Linked DNA regions of Homo sapiens: region 2 is linked to region 1. The links are chromatin loops, found by intact Hi-C in ENCODE. Cell type or tissue: OCI-LY7. All regions are shown on one strand. Links, peaks and the distances in the headings refer to the core of each region. The heading gives the core; the rest is flanking DNA.

Region 1 (5,372 bases), core at 183-5,182:
GTTTTAAGGTGTAATTTTGCACAAGTGTTAACAACAAGAGATGGAATTGGTAACGAGGCACTGGGGTCGGATCTTCATATTTTTGTCACATTTCATCGGTGAGATCAGTAGGTCTGTCTCCCCTAAGAGGAGTGTGGAATTTAGTGTTTTTCCTTTTTTGGGCTGTGACCCAAGAGCTTGTTTTCAAGATATGTATTTATTTAGAATACAAGGCTCTTTTCCATAAGGAAAGAAAATGTTACAGAAATGAGCTCTCAGTTAATTGAATAAGAAACCTGTTCGTCTCATGACTCACTTAAGAGAGAGCTGGCAGCCCTTCCTGAATGCCTATTACAGGCGGCACTGTGTCCTTTTACTTAATCTTCCCAAGGAGGATGAGGGTTGCAGGCTCCCCAGGCCCATCGCTGTGTTGGTGAGTGACAGAGCCTCTGTAAAGGAATGGGGATGAGCTCTGAGCCCTTTTCCCGTGGGCTCTGCTGCCTGGAGGCATGCCCTCCCTCGGCTTGTCTTCCAGCTCTCGCACAGAACCAAGTGTTAACTGGTGGTGGTTTGGAGACGAGAGGAAATGGACCGTAAGGACCATTGAGTTGGCATAAGGAGACCAGGGCCCAACTCCGGACCCTACCAGAGCAGAGTCTTTCTCCTCTGTAATGTGAGACTGTAGAGCTCTAGAATGTTCCTTCTCCAACTCAGAGCTGATGCTGTCAGGGCCCTGCTGCAGGGTCCTTCAGTGGCTCCCTGTGGCCTGAAGGACAAGCCAGCTCCTGCCCTGGAAGCCGTGGGGATGTGGTCCTAGCCTGTGCTCCTGCCTCGCTCACCTCCCTGGAACACCAGGGCCACCTCTCTGGGCTCCTCCTGTGCCCCAGTCTGCTCCTGCCACCCCTGTCCCACCGTGCTTCCTCCCTCCCTGTGCCTCAGCTCAGGCCTTGCCACCTGGAGCTCTGACCTCGTCCGTCTTGGAATGAGGCACCTGCATGGGTAGCCCATGGGTAGAGTTGCAGTCATCTGTTTGCTTTCGATTCACTCCCGCATCCCGACACAGTGCCCAGCACATCATCGATGAATGAGTGTGGGGCAAATGCTTGCACAGAAGTCCGTGCGTGAGCCACGACGGTAAACAGAGGCGCTCCTCTTGTCCTAATGTGGAACTCCCCAAGCTACGGGAAAGGGGTGCATATGGACCGCTGCTCACTCACGGCTCAGATACTTCCACGGTAATGGGTTGGCGACAGTGACTCAGCTTCTCATAGGTTCAAGCGGAAGAAATGGTGAGTCCTGGAGCACTGCTTGCTTTGAAGTCTGTTTCAGACTAGGGTCATGTTTCAAAGTTTTTGAATTTCTTTTTTATTCAAAAGACATTTGATGAGTTGACTATTGGGGGAACCTTGACCCCGGTGACTCCGTGGGACAGGGGATACCCCCGGGGTCCCTTATAAGCCTGCTGACTCACCGCCTGTTCTCCATCTTCTGTCTTCCACATTAGAAGCAAGGGCGGGGACATTGCCTTTCCCGGCCGCTGCGGTGTCCTGGCGCAGGGCACGTGCCTGAGGGCCCTTGGTCATCCGAGGGAGGACTGCACCAGGGACATCAGAGTGCTGATCTTACAGGAAACGGCAAATGAATGGAATTGGTCTGACTCCATATTACTCCTTACTTAGATGTAAAACAAATACACATGATTTTTCATCCTAGAAGAAAGTCTAAACGAACTCTTGACAAAAACAGCCAAGTTCAGAGAAAGCTGACTCTGTTGGTGTAAGAAGCGTTTTTTCAGGCTGGGCTGCTGGCTCATGCCTGTAATCTCAGCACTTTGGGAGGCCGAGGCAGGTGGATCACTTGAGGTCAGGAGTTCGAGACCAGCCTGGCCAACATGGGGAAACCTCGTCTCTACTAAAAATAGAAAAATTAGCTGGGCGTGGTGGCGCATGCCTGTAATCCCAGCTACTTGGGAGACTGAGGCAGGAGAATCACTTGAACCCGGGAGGCAGAGGTTGCAGTGAGCTGAGATCACGCACTGCACTCCAGCCTGGGCAACAGAGCGAGAATCTGTTTCAAAAAAAAAAAGAAGAAGAAGCTGTTCTCCGTGAGTCAGCCCCGGTGTCTGATAAGTGTCTGCAGCTGACAGCTCAGAGCTGGTGTCAACCCACTTTGGAGGCTGGGGTGGGAGGCAAGAAACCCAGACAGAACCCCTCCTGGCTGCAAAACCTCCAGGCTTAACTGTGGCGCCCACTCCATGGTGGGTCTTAACTCTCCTGAAAACACTTCATGGGCTGTGGGCCTCTCGGGTGCTTCTGCGCCAGCTCTTCCTCTTCACCTCCTGCCACAGATCTGTGTCCCCAGGCTCTCCTGTGTGTCTCCCTGCTCCTCCTTTCCCTCCAGGTCCGATTCCACAGCCCTGGGCTGCCTTTCCACCTCTGCCTTCTCTGGGGTATGTCCTCGCCTCTCCTGTCACCATTGTCCTCAGGGATCTTCCAGCTTTCCAGGCATTTGGAAAGAGGCCTCCATACCTTGATGTGGCCTCCCAGGTTCCTTGCGACAGAGTCCTGCGTCGGGATACCAGGGGCTGGGCGCGGTGGTTCATACCTGTTATCTCAGCACTTTGGGAGGCCAAGACAGGAGGATTGCTTGAGGCCAGGAGTTTGAGCCAGCCTCGGCAGCATAATGAGATTCCATCTCTACAAAAAAATAAAATTTAGCCAAGTGTGGTGGCATGCACCTGTGGTCCCAGCTACTCGGAAGGCCAAGGCAGGAGGATTGCTTCAGTCCTGGAGGTTGAGGCTGCAGTAAGCTATAATCGTGCCATTCCAGCCTGGGAAACAGGGTGAGATCCTGTCTCAAAAAAAAAATAATAATAATAATAATAATATTTGTAGGGGAAGGACACTCAGATTTCCTACTGGAAGCAAGGCTTCCTCATTCCATCAGATTCTGCTCCTCCTCCAAGGCTCGGCTCAGGGGCCTGCCCCTCCATGAACCTTCCCAGCCCTCAGCCCCCTTCCTTCCTATTCCCCCAGCACCGACGTCACCTCATCCTGCCCGACTCTGTAGCATGCAGGCCTCCGTCCTCCACCCAGCTGCAGAACCGGAGACCTCAGGTGGTATCTGGTTCCACGTGTCCCCAATGGCACCTCGCCTGGAACGATGTCTGCGCCGACCAGTGATAACAATCGAAATAGCAGGCGTGGCTGACCGTGTGCCGAGGCTCGGCGTGCCGCACTGGCCAGCCGTGATTTCATCTCAGCCTCTAGCATCCTGCTGGGGTAGGTTAATAATCCCTGGATTTCTCAGATGGGAAATGTTAGGAAAGTCTGTAAGCCCCCATGGAAGGTCCCGGAGCCCAAATTCAAACCCGAGTGGAGCGTTCTGTTGCTTCACTGTGCTCTGGTGTGAATTTTAATGTAAGGCCCTGGCATTTAAGAGCTCGAAGACACCATGGAGGTGGAGAGCTCAGCCCTGTCATTGGATGGAAGCTGAGACTGGTGAGATTCTCACCGGGGCTTTTGCAGGGAGTTTGGGGGAATTTTGAAGGTGGTACAGGTGTTCTGACCCCAACACCATCTCCTCCAGCTGGGCCACACACTTATTTCCTGCTCCTACCCCCGTCCTTCCCACCCCTTGGATTCTGGGTGTACAGAAGAGTGGGCACATGCTAAGGTCAGCCCTGGGTTAGCCTCATGGACAAGGTGGGCCTGGAGCAGGAACCCGCCTGATAGAAGACACTCAAAGTCTGTCCGTACACGCTCGGTGTGGGCATCGCTTGCACGCAGGTGCAGCTTTTGCTGTGGGAAACCACTTTAAATGAATTGATAGCCTCACCACAGTGGAGCCATGGCCCGACTGTGGAGAGACTCCATTGTAGAGAAATATTTGAGTGAAAGGTTTCATGTCAGAATAGCATCTGCATGCAAATAAGAGGCATGGGCGGGTGCAGTGGCTCACACCTGTAATTCCAGCTACTTGAGAGGCAGAGGCAAGATGATCTCTTGAACCCGGGATTTTGAGACCAGCCTGGACAACATGGTAAGACCCCATCTCTTAAGGAAAAAAAAAAGGTTTAAATTAGCTGGGCGTGGTAGTCCCCGTAGATGAAGTTATTTGGGAAGCTGAGGCAAAAGGATTGCTTGAGCCCTGGAGTTCAAGGCAGTAGTGAGCTATGATTGTGCCACTGCATTCCAGACTGGGCAACAGAGCCAGACCCCATCTCTTTTGTTTGTTTGTTTGTTTGTTTGTTTGTTTTGTTTTTTTGAGATGGAATCTCACCCAGGCTGGAGTGCAGTGGTGAGATCTTGGTTCACTGCAACCTCCGCCTCCTGGGTTCAAGCGATTCTCCTGCCTCAGCCTCCCAAGTAGCTGGGATTACAAGTGCCCACCACCATGTCTGGCTAATTTCTGTATTTTTAGTAGAGATGGGGTTTCACCATGTTGGCCAGGCTGATCGTGAACTCCTGACTTCAAGTGACGCTCCCACCTCGGCCTCCCAAAGTGCTGGGATTACAGGTGTGAGTCACCGCGCCTGGCCCAGACCCCATCTCTTTAAAACAAAAAAGTACATGGGATAAATGGGGAAAACACTCTTGAGACAAGACCAAAACATACAGTGGCTGCTAAATGTCAGTGCCATGAGCCCAGGGTTCTCCTACATCCCCTTCCGTGGTCAGGGAGGACTGCTGGGCTCTGTGTCTTCTGTGATTCTCCCCTGGCTCTGAGCCCTTTGCACCTGCAACTCACAGCGCCGCTCAGGTCCCTGGGGGTAAAGTGCCATAGGATAAAAGCCACAGGAGGGTTTTGAAATGCTCTTTTCCTCTCAGATATGTATTTCCGCATCTTTACGGAGTCTCATCAACGCTTTTTAAACCTCCCCTGGGATTTGAACCAGCGCCCATAGATACAGGTGGCTTGTCAGGTCAGCTAGGTGCTGCTACTGAGGCAGCATCTGTCCCTAGCCCCGCACCCACAGGTTCAGAAGGGGAACGCTTCCCCCGGGTGGCTTATGAGATCCAGTACTTCTAGTTTCACTTCTTTAAAAATACCGTAAAAAAGAAAAAGGCTGTCAAAACACAAGCAGTGTTTGAAACGAAGCTTTGTAGGTCCCCCTACACCACCACCGTCGTGGGCAGCATAGCGGATGAGTTCTGGGACACCAGCTAAAATGTGGGCAAGAGAAGCCAGGGCGCGTAGCAGATGTGTGTGTGTATCTTTATGGGATTCAAGTCATGTCTCTGTTTTGTTGACCAACTTCCGCTAGAATTCATAGCCATCTAGCCTATGTATTGGATTTTTATTTCTGTGATGTCTGCTTCTTTTAAAAATATCAGTTGGGGCCGGGTGTGGTGGCTCATGCCTGTAATCACAGCACTTTGGGTGACCGAGGG
Region 2 (5,372 bases), core at 326-5,325, 120 kb before region 1:
GTGATGTGTTGGCATTTCCTGGGTAGAGTCTTGTACTTGCTGTTTTCTCCTGTCTCAGTCTTTTCCCCCAGGGACCTGGCATGTCTGTGTGTTGGGGACCCTTTGCTCATCTTACACACTGAGGACAGGCACCTTAGCGCTTGGTGCCCTGGGATGGAACAGCCACTGGACAGCCAGCCCTGTGCCCTGTGTCCACTGCAAACCTGATCCTGTTTTTTGGAGCCCTTCACTTGGCAATGAGACCTTCATGGGTGGGGTTACTGAAGCAGGAGTTGGTTTAAGTTAAATACCATCAGCCGCAAAGCTCAGAATGGATGATGAAGTGCTTTAGGGGTTGACAGGGCAGAGCTGGCTGTAGGGAGTGATGGAGAGAGGCTCCCAGGAGGGGAACCCTCTGACGTGGGAGTTAAAGGACTGGGGCCATTTGTCGTGGGGGGATGGGAGCAGTGGCTTGGGAAGGGACAGAACGGGAGCAAGAGGGCCTTGCGCACTGATGCTTTTGAGGACTGAATCTGAACGGGAGAGTGGGGAGAGGGCTGGAAACCTGGGCGAGAACAGGAGAGGAGAGGCCCCTGGATGCCAGCAGAGCTGTAGGCATGATCTGGGCCATGCCCTGGGAGACGCTTCCGCAGGAGATGGTGCGGCTGGGGTGGAGACTTCCTGGCTTCCGAGGGCGGGCGAGGGGGCAAAGGGCCTGGGGCATGGACTTGGGCAGGTAGCAAAGGCCAGAAGGAGTGGGAGTCATTCCACCTGGGATGTGGGAATGGCTGGTGGGGGCAGGTAGGGGGAGACCAGGATGAGCCCCATGTGCGCGTGACCTGTGGCAGAGGGGCTGTGTCAGAGCCCCGGCTGGCGAGAGGAGCATCACTGTGTCCAGAGGACGCGGTGCCTTTCAGACCCCTTGAGTAAGAGACAGAGTGGGTCTGTCCTGTCTAGGCTGAGTTTTCATTGCCCAGCACAGTGCCTGGCACACAGTAGGTGCTTAATAAACACGTGGACTGAACACAAGAGGTTGAGGGGAAAGGTCGGAATTGGCCACAGGTCTCCTAATGCCTGGCATGTGCGTCAACGCATCTCTGAGGATGGAATTTAAAGGCAAGAGCTGGAGGCCCAGGGCTGAGGCTGTGGGGTGAGCACAGCATTTGCGGGGCGCGGGAAGGGAGTGGCTGGTGGGGCGGGGGAGGGAAACCAGCACGTTAGAAGGTCAGCCAAGGTCAGGCGGCCAGCAGGGCGGGAGGAGGCGTTGGTGTGCACACGCGGGGAGCCTCCGTGTCCTCAGGACACCATGGAAGACGGCAGGACACACGTGCGAGCCACAGCAGGTGGGCGGGAGCTCACAGGCTGCAGAGGAAGCGCAGGGGAGGCGCAGGGGAGGCCAGGCTCTGGCATTTCCCAGGAATGTAAACCCCGGTTTCAGCTTTCCCCGTGGCTCCCCTCCGCCAAATCTTAAATCCTCTTGTTAAGACGCGCTCCGCCCCTGTGTCCTTATTTCCCACCGTGGTGGGCAGCTTGTCTGCCATCCCCTTCCAGGTGCCCCGCAGAACCACCACCCTTGGGAAGGCGGCTCCTCGTGCCCCCCCTCTTGTGCCTTCCCTCCCCAGTGCCTTTTCTGACCCCCTCCTGAGACCGCCTCCCTGTGGGCCATTTGAGCACCTGTAGCTTTCCATCCGGTGTCTTCACCCCTTTGCTCTTTGTAGCTGTCTCACCCCGCTGCAGCTTGTGAGGCCATGCAGGCCCTGATGTTTAGTGTTTTTTTTGTTTTTTTTTTTTTTTTTAAAGACAGCATCTCCCTTTGTCACCCAGACCGTTGTACAGTGGCACCATCCTAGCTCACTGCAGCCTCAACCTTCTGGGCATAAGCAATCCTCCCACCTCAGACTCCTGAGTATCTAGGACTACAGGCTCTTGCACCCACCACACCGGGCTAATTTTTGTATTTTGTTGTTGTTGTTGTTTTGTGGAGACAGTGTTTCACCATGTTGCTCAGTCTGGTTTCGAACTCCTGGCCTCAAGCAATTCACCCGCCTTGGCCTCTTAAGTACCGGGATTACAGGCATGAGACATTCCCTAATGTTTAGTTTTAAAGAGGGGGTGGTGCTATTTATCTCCAGGCTCAAAGCAGGGCATTCTTTCCTTAGGATCTGCGATACTCCAGTCAAGGCTGTTTCTTTTCTGCCTTTTGTAAAACTCTTGTCTAGAAATTAATGGATGAGGGAAGCTAGGGACTCTTCTCAGATTATTTCTTGTGAAAACCTCAAGAGTCTGAATTTACAGGGAAATCTTACAATTAGCTCGATGTGGATTACAGAGCGGCAAACAACCTTAAGTGGTAGAGCTGGTTCTGCAAGATTTTTCCAACCCTTTGTGGTCTAGTTTTCATTTTTCCCCTTTTAAAGTTGTTTTCAGCTAAAGCTGTGAGGACAGTATAGAGTTTTGCCTTGTAAAATTGGTAGTGAGTAATTTTAGAATAGATGCTTATGAAGTCTGTAAATAAATAGTAAGGCGCCTCGCCTAGTTCCACGCACATGTCAGTTTCGTAACTATCTCCCCAAGCTGAGCTCACCTGCCAGTGCCTTGGATGGACCTAGCCACCAGGGGCTGCAGATGAGTAGGAGAGCGGGTGTTGCCCAGAGCAGGGCGGACACCCCTGTTCCCTGTCATGTTTTCTTCTCAAAACCTGCTGCAGGCCATTGGAGAGCATTCCTGTTGCTCTCTGCACCCCTCTTTCTGAAGCATTTTACTGTGTGATCCTAGCATCCGTGGTTCAGGAGATCCTGCTACATTTTCCTGACTGCCTTGCTCTGCCCGGGAATACCTGGCTTATCAGCAGAATACAGGCCTCTGCTTAACTGAATTTGGTCCTGTAGTGAGGACTAAGAAGTGATGTACTCAGTTACATGATAATTCTAAAAAATAAAAAAAAGCCTTTTTTTTTTTTTGTTAACACCCATCATAGTGGCAGAATCTTAAGTCTGCATGTAGAGGGGGTTGGCAGGGCAGTAGAAGCAGGGGGCCCTGTGTCCTGTTGGTAGAAGAGTGAGCAGAATGGCCACTGGAGAGCCACTTGGTGGAGGTGCCTGCAGCACAGCGAGCAGCCTCCTTCCCAGATGAAGCATGCATCTTAGAGGCGACCTTGGGCACGTGCACAGTGAGACAGGTACAGGAGTGTCTGTTGTCATATATTCCATGGGAGTGCAAGAGCCGGAAGGATGCAGATGTGCATGGGTGGTGCTGGCCCCCATCAGGTGGCATCTAGTAGAAGTAAGTAAGGGTGGTGGTGGCATGTGTGGTCACCTTGCCAGCGTCGCCTCGCACAGGAAAGGGCTGTTGAAAATTTGTGGGCCGGGTGCCGTGGCTCTCGCCTGTAATCCCAGTTCTTTGGGAGGCCAAGGCGGGTGGATCACCTGAGGTCAGGAGTTCAAGACCACCCTGGCCAAGTTGGTGAAACCCCGTCTCTACTAAAAATTAAAAAATTGACTGGGCATGGCAGTGTGTGCCTGTAATCCCAGCTACTTGGGAGGCTGAGGCAGGAGAATCGCTTGAACCCCGGAAGTGGAGGTTGCAGTGAGCCAAGATTGCACCACTGCACTCCAGCCTTGGCGACAGAGCGAGACTCCATCCCCCCAAAAAAAAAAAAAGAAAAGAAAGTTGTGTGCAGCGTGATTCTGTGAGTTCAAGATGCAAAGCAATGACTTTACATTATTAAAGATCTAGCAGACATAGAAGGATATTTTATTTATTTGTTTATTTATTTTTGAGACAGAGTCTCTCTCTGTTGCCCAGTTTGGAGTGCAGTGGCATGATCTTGGCTCACTGCAACCTCTGCCTCTTGGGTTCAAGTGATTCTCATGCTGCAGTCTCCCGAGTAGCTGGGATTACAGGCGCCCATCACCACGCCCGGCTAATTTTTGTATTTTTAGTAGAGACGGGGTTTCACCATGTTGGCCAGGTTGGTCTTGAATTCCTGACCTCAAATGATCCACCCACCTTGGCCTCCCAAAGTGTTGGGATTACAGGCATGAGCCACCGCGCCCGGCCCATAGAAGGATTTTTTTGGGGGGAAAGAATCTGTAAAGTGATTATTTTGGAGGTGGAGAGGAGAAAATGAGACTAAAGAAGATAGAGTGGGGGCTTCTATGATTTTTTTTTTTTTTTTAAATAGATATGACAAAATGATAAAATTTGGTAAAGCTATGTGTTAGGTACATAGGAATTTATACTTTTCTGTATGCGTGAAATATTACGAAAAAATAAAGCCACATACACTATCTGTTTTTGTGTGTGTATGTGTCAATAGGATTTAGGCCTTTTTTGCACTTCTAGGTTAAAGTTTTCAAGATGAGGGTATTTTTTCCCCCTCTCTGTTAGAGAATACTAAAGTTATGTTGGTTTTATTTTTTATTTTATTTATTTACTTAGTTTTTACAATGTACCATTTTAATCATTTGGGTATCCTTTTTAAAATCTCTGAGCTTTTTTATTTTTTATTTTTTTTGAGACGGAGTCTCGCTCTGTCACCCGGGCTGGAGTGCAGTGGCCCGATCTCAGCTCGCTGCAACCTCCGCCTCCCAGGTTCAAGTGATTCTCCTGCCTCAGCCTCCCGAGTAGCTGGGATTACAGGCATGCACTGTCATGGCCAGTTAATTTTTGTATTTTTAGTAGAGACGGGGTTTCACCATGTTGGCCAGGATGGTCTTGATCTCCTGACCTTGTGATCCTCCCATCTAGGTCTCCCAAAGTGCTAGGATTACAGGCGTGAGCCACCGCGCCTGGCCTCAGCTTCTTTTTTTTTTTTTTTTTTTTAATTTTTATTTTAAGTTCCATAGTACATGTGCAGGATGTACAGGTTTGTTACATAGGTAAACGTGTGTACCATGGTGGTTTGCTGCACCTAGGTATTAAGCCCAGCATGCATTAGCTATTTTTCCTAATGCTATCCCTCCCCCCACCCCATATGTTTTATTTTATTTTTTATAGAGACAGGGCCTCACTATGTTGCCCAGGCTGATCTCAAATTCCTGGCCTAAAGCGATCCTCCCACCTCAGCCTCCCAAAATGTTGGGATTACCAAGTGTGAGCCACCATGCCTGGTATTATGTTGGCTTTAATTATATTTGTGGAAGAACTTCTATGTTCTCTTTCCTTATTTTAAATATTGGGAGATAGATGAAACATTTTAGGTTTCTCTACATTTGAAGAAGAGGTATATTTTCTTAGGTTCTTCTTTTTGTGAGACAGAGTGCAGTGGCACGATCTTGGCTCACTGCAACCTCCACTTCCCGAGTTCAAGCGATTCTCCTGCCTCAGCCTCCGGAGTAGCTGGGATTACAGGCGTGCACTACCACACTCGGCTAATTTTTTGTATTTTTAGT

Evidence for each region. Peaks named below come from ENCODE experiments on the same cell type or tissue, not always from the same donor. Only the 100,000 strongest peaks of a DNase experiment are listed, where the experiment ranks them.
Region 2: it touches region 1 in a loop (6-fold over the local background); 2 of 110 quality-filtered maps call a loop at or near these places.

The regions. Positions count from the first base shown.
Region 1 is chr7:101,986,158-101,991,529 of GRCh38, forward strand. The region is part of intron 2 of CUX1 (cut like homeobox 1); the gene reads left to right. Among named protein-coding and RNA genes, the nearest start is that of CUX1, 170 kb to the left of the region's middle. RefSeq lists enhancers at 787-1,986, 2,776-3,585, 3,481-3,530, 5,070-5,129 and a silencer at 1,932-2,226. In OCI-LY7, for the core only: CTCF peaks have their summits at 3,176, 3,379 and 4,804; DNase peaks (open chromatin) are centred at 2,104, 3,114, 3,864, 4,874 and 1 weaker place; H3K4me3 peaks cover 3,191 bases; H3K27ac peaks cover 5,000 bases.
Region 2 is chr7:101,868,396-101,873,767 of GRCh38, forward strand. The region is part of intron 1 of CUX1 (cut like homeobox 1); the gene reads left to right. Among named protein-coding and RNA genes, the nearest start is that of CUX1, 53 kb to the left of the region's middle. In OCI-LY7, for the core only: CTCF peaks have their summits at 1,650, 2,556 (motif pointing right) and 2,755; DNase peaks (open chromatin) are centred at 591, 1,686, 2,576 and 3,176; H3K4me3 peaks cover 4,374 bases; H3K27ac peaks cover 5,000 bases.